2 separate regions of the Mus musculus genome follow, and region 2 is linked to region 1. Evidence: chromatin loops called from intact Hi-C (ENCODE). Cell type or tissue: heart. All regions are shown on one strand.

Evidence for each region. A loop is a pair of places that touch in the nucleus more often than their neighbours do. Peaks named below come from ENCODE experiments on the same cell type or tissue, not always from the same donor. Only the 100,000 strongest peaks of a DNase experiment are listed, where the experiment ranks them.
Region 2: it touches region 1 in a loop (2.9-fold over the local background); 7 of 42 quality-filtered maps call a loop at or near these places.

The regions. Positions count from the first base shown.
Region 1 is chr1:37,418,594-37,421,093 of GRCm38, forward strand. It overlaps Coa5 (cytochrome C oxidase assembly factor 5), which reads right to left. Exons shown (of 3, transcript NM_198006.4): 3 at 1-2,034. The coding sequence ends at 1,993. Among named protein-coding and RNA genes, the nearest start is that of Coa5, 10 kb to the right of the region's middle. In heart, a CTCF peak has its summit at 1,036; a DNase peak (open chromatin) is centred at 968.
Region 2 is chr1:37,871,469-37,873,968 of GRCm38, forward strand. It overlaps Lipt1 (lipoyltransferase 1), which reads left to right and starts at 751. Exons shown (of 2, transcript NM_001037918.4): 1 at 751-857. In heart, a CTCF peak has its summit at 942; DNase peaks (open chromatin) are centred at 433 and 753; H3K4me3 peaks cover 1,740 bases; H3K27ac peaks cover 1,357 bases.

The DNA of each region.
Region 1 (2,500 bases):
AGAGTAGCAAGAGATTGAAAAGGACAAACACGTTGAGAAAAAAATGCCAATTAATCTTTAAGAGACTTGAGCCAACAGTAAATAAAAAATCTTATAGGAAAATAAACAGATAACCCAACTGGAAGCCAGACTGCAGACTAGAAAACACTCTGCAAAGGCAGCATAGAGAGCCAATGAACACACGAAAAACTGCTCAGGTTATTAGACACTAGAGAAATGCAACCAAGATCCCAATAGATGCCTCTTTATCACAAGCAGAATGGCTGTCAGCAATATGAGCAGTTGTGAAAGTCAGGGGTGCTGGAGCCTAGATCCCATGACAGCATGAAATGTGGTAAAATCACTGTAGAAAATATAATTGAGGCCGTCATGATACGACCTTGGAGTTCAACTCTAAGGCATGTATTAAATGAAACGTTCATAGCATTAGTCAAAAGCCCCAAAGTAGAAACAGCTCAGAGCTCATCTGCTCGATGGAGAAATACACAGTGTCTGTCTACTGTGGATGCTACTCAGCAGAACTACACTGCAGACTGATGCTACATGCCAATAAACCTGTCGAATTTGGTAACAGGACTCAGAAAAGACAGGACTACATAGTTCCACTCATCTAATAGACCTGGACCAGAGGGAGAGGGCAGAGTGCTGACCAGTGGTTACATTTCTGGAAAGGATGAGACTGTTCTGGAAGTAGATAGTGGTGACTGCAGCATGCTCCACGAACACTCTAAACTCCATGGGGTTGTCTAAGTCAAAGTCCAATTATGAGACATGTGACTTTTTCCAAATAAAGCTCTATCTACTCAAATGGAGGCATTTCATACAAACACATTTCACTCTCTGTTGAAACTGAAGCACTAGTGGAAGGTGTGGCTCAATGGTCGAGCTTCCTAGCATGCAGAATGTGCACTCCTCCACACTGCACACAGACACCAAGCTTGGGACATAGGTGGCAGGACTGAAGGGTGCAATACTCCCACTCCCAGTGGGGGCAGTACACAGAGCACAAGGGTGCAGTACCTCCTACTCCCAGTGGGGGCAGTACACAGAGCACAAGGGTGCAGTACCTCCTACTCCCAGTGGGGGCAGTACATAGAGCAGACCTCAGTGACACCCTAGGGAATCCTCATAGCTTCAAAAACTTTTAAAATAGCAAGTGAACTTCCAGTCCTTGACTGCTTTAGCCCCAGTGAACTACAGAACAATATAGAATTGCCACTCTGTTCAATGGCAAGAATCACACTGAAGATTTAGTGCCCTGATGGCTTTCTACTGTGTTAAGTGGTCAAAATAATATGTTAAGGATTCTAAACTTTTCCAGCCACTTCATGTCATTGACATTTGTTATCTAGAGTGAACATCTGTTGTGTCCATTTGCTGCATTCCAGTGTTTAGGGATGAGGCCCATAACTTATCTTATGTGATTGTGCATGGTGTCAGCACAGTACATGCGACCAGGATCTAGCCAAGATCACCAAGCATATGACCCAGGAAGGAGCAGCGTCCTTCAGCAGGGTGTGACTTGTGGGCCAGCCTATGCTCTCCTTTTTGGAGCCCACCCATATCTTGAGGATGTGGTCTATGGCTGATTTCACCCCTTTATGAGGAGGGGGTTGGCCTAAAATTGAAACCAAGAAACAGAAAAAAGAGTTGGAGGAGCCACTATCTATGCCAATCTCATCATGGCCTCCTGAATTCACACACTGTGTAATCTGATCGAAGAGTCATCCTTGAACATAATCTCTTCATTAGGTAATTCCCCAGACACATTCTTAGCCCATAGTTGTTTAGTCCCATGGATCTTCTATAAATGACTTCAGCCAGCAGACTCATTCAGAAACAGCACTGATCCATTTTCTCTGGTGTCCTTGGGAGGAACACCTGGCCCAGAGGTGGAAGAGATGCGGCAGCTGCTGTGCTTCCCGTTTGGTTCCTTTCTGTTAAGGACCATGGAAAATCCTGGGTGACTTTCATCTTGCGTTCAGCATGTTATCAATATCCTTTTCTCCCTCTGAATCTTGATCTGGCATCCAGCTGAAAAGAAGCATGCATGCATTTAACCACATCTGGAATAATAAGCACAGCTCTGGTAAGGGTCGTCAGTAACTTTATGAAAGAAGAAACTCGGCTGAGCATGTGGCTAATGCTACAGCCAGGTAAAGCACCTGTAAGCCTTTGTAAAAATACATAAATTATCTATTTTTCTATACTATACTATACATTGAATCCAAGGCCATACATATGTTAGGCAGGCACTCAACCGCTGAGCTACATTCTGTCCTTTTCATATACTTTTTTGATAAGGTCTCACGAAGCTGTCCAGGCTGGCCTTGAATTTACTCTATAGCCCAAGAAGGCCTTAAATCTATTGTGTTCCTGCCTCAGTCTCTTTAGATAGCTGGCATCACTCTGTACCACTGGGTCTGACTAAGAGATCTATTTTCAAAACAAAATCTTCAAACGTGAGAGTCGCATTAGGATGGTGTACAGGGTCTTCCCT
Region 2 (2,500 bases), 450 kb after region 1:
GAAGCAGACTACTAATTTAGGAGCCCTACTAAGGGCAACACAATGTGGGGCTATTTTGATAACTAGCAAAATTCCTACAATGACGAATGGAAAAGTATCCCTTCCCACCCTCATAATACCATCCAGCTGAAGACTGATCTCATCAAAGTTGCAGTAACAGACAGGAGTCCTGTCTGTGGTGCAGCTAATTTATATACCCTGAATTAACTCTGCTCATTTACTGCGTTAGCAGTACCAGGAGGCAAGGCTGGAGAGGCTTCCATTCTAACTGAAGGAGGAGAGACTGGTTTCTGTGGAAGAGCGAGGAATGACCACAAATTCTTTGGGCTCTGCTCATCAAGAAGTGGGTCCGTGATCTCATTCCTTAACTCTAGTCTGGCTTTGTTGTTCCTGGGGCCATAGGAATGCGGTTGAAGCGCTTCCAAGTGCCTTGAATCGAACCGCCCCAGCAGCTAGACAGCACCTCCTGAGTGTGAACAGACCATTTTGGACCACACAGTTTAGCCAACTCTTGCTGAAAGAAACCAGCATAGGAATCACCCAGCTCGTCTTTACATATTTTGGTAAGTGGACTTTGTCCTTTCAATGAATCTAGTTCTAAATGCATTGGCCTGAAGGAAATAACCTTAAAAATATTTGCTTCTATTTCAGGCTTAGCCACGACCTCCTGGGGGTGTGGCTTATCCAGGGGGCGAGCTTTACGGGGGCGTGGCCTCTTGAGGGCGGGTCTCTTGGGCGGGGCTGGGGAGGACTCCCCAGCAACTGCGTCTAGAGGGCTGAGTGTTCTGGGTTCCACGTGGGTTGATTGAGTTTTAATTTGCAGAAAAAGCTGCTGCGGGCGCGACCGGAAGTGGCAGGTGAGTGAAGCCGGAAGCAGTTCCAGTGAATTCTTTGCGGGTTGTGGAGGCACACGCTGAGCAGGAGTGGGTGCTGCGGAGAGCACGCGTGCGTCCCATGGGCCCCTCCTATTGGTTCTGAAAGCTCTGCAGATTACACCTGGTGCTCCGGACGTAATTTCATTATTGGGAACAGTTGATTTCTAATACGGCGTAGGGTAAACTAAACAAGACATTCAGTGCTAGTCGCGTGCCTGCTCCCGAAGAGTAAAGCTTGCTTAAAAGTTCGTAATCACTTCCAGGTTTGGATCGCGTTATTAGGAGGATAGCAAATAGTTTTGGTAAGGCCTTGTGAGGAAGGTAGGCCTGTAGTTAGGTCTTGCTTTACACTCTGTCAGGGAGAAGCATGTGTTGGCAGTTGCAGAAGTGTCTCCCAGAGCATGGAAGTAAGAGCCTCCTGAGGAAATAATTATAACACCAGTAATGAAGATGAAAGCAGAGAGCTGGGGGTGGATTGCTCGGCGGTACAGTTCAAACCTAGACTGAGTGAGTTCCATCCCTTGCTCAGCTAAAGCTGTTAAAATAGAGTGTAGTTGGGTATATCAACCACATCCTAGCCCAGGCGCCTACAGAGGAGTAGGTGGCCAACACAAAACAAACTCCACGGGCTTTTTTTTTTTTTTCTTTTTTGGTCTTGTCTCGTTGATCTTTTACTTATTTTGACTTTAGTTTTCATAGGTTTTGGTTTTTTAAAGAAAGAACATAAAGTTGGGTGGATAGGGAGGTGGTGGGATCTGAAAAAAACGGGGAGAGGAAGGAACGTGATCAAAATGCATTGTATAAAAAGTTTTTCATTTAAAAAAGTAAAATATGGGTGTGGGTCGCTATGCAAAGTAACACTGTAGAAACAGAATTCTACCAGGTTTTCAAAAGTTAGATTGTTTCATTTTGTCTGTCAGCTACAGTCTGTCTCAGAAGGTATGTCAGGCCTTCAACCCAGAGGCAGAGGCAAATAGATCTCTGTGAGCTCAAGGTCAGCCTGGTCTACAGAGGTAGTTTCAGGAGATCCAGGGCTACACACTCATCGTGTCTGAGGGTGGGGAGATTGTGTTCTGATAACTAAAATAATTTGTGATACGATACATAATAATCATTTAGTTTAACTCCTTAAAATGACTCACGTGTAACTATTTTAGTAGTCCTATTTAAACATGACTCACACAGATTTACAGTCTTTATTCTGGCAATGTGTCTCCCTTCCCTGTGACTCTTGTCACCTTTATGTAGTTCACTGATGAATCCCAACTGTCAAGGACAAAGCATGCCTTATAGTTACTGCAGACTCTGTCAGCCATTGGCTGGTTAATTGTGGACCATAGTTAATGTATCAAGGTAAACTCCAGTTTGACATATCTTTTAGGAATCCTTGTACACTTGAAAGAAGACATGTTAAACTGTCAAAAAAAAAAATGGATTGGAAGAGAAGACCTTGAAATCACAATTATTTAGGTTCATCTCATGTGCTCTTGAATTCAGTTAAAGGCAACTGGATCAGATAGAGATTAAACTACCGGTCTAAAGCTATTCAGTTAGTTGCAAAGCAAGCATTAAAATGTAAAAGCAACTATTTTACCTGAACCTCTATATATGTTAATAAGTGTGAC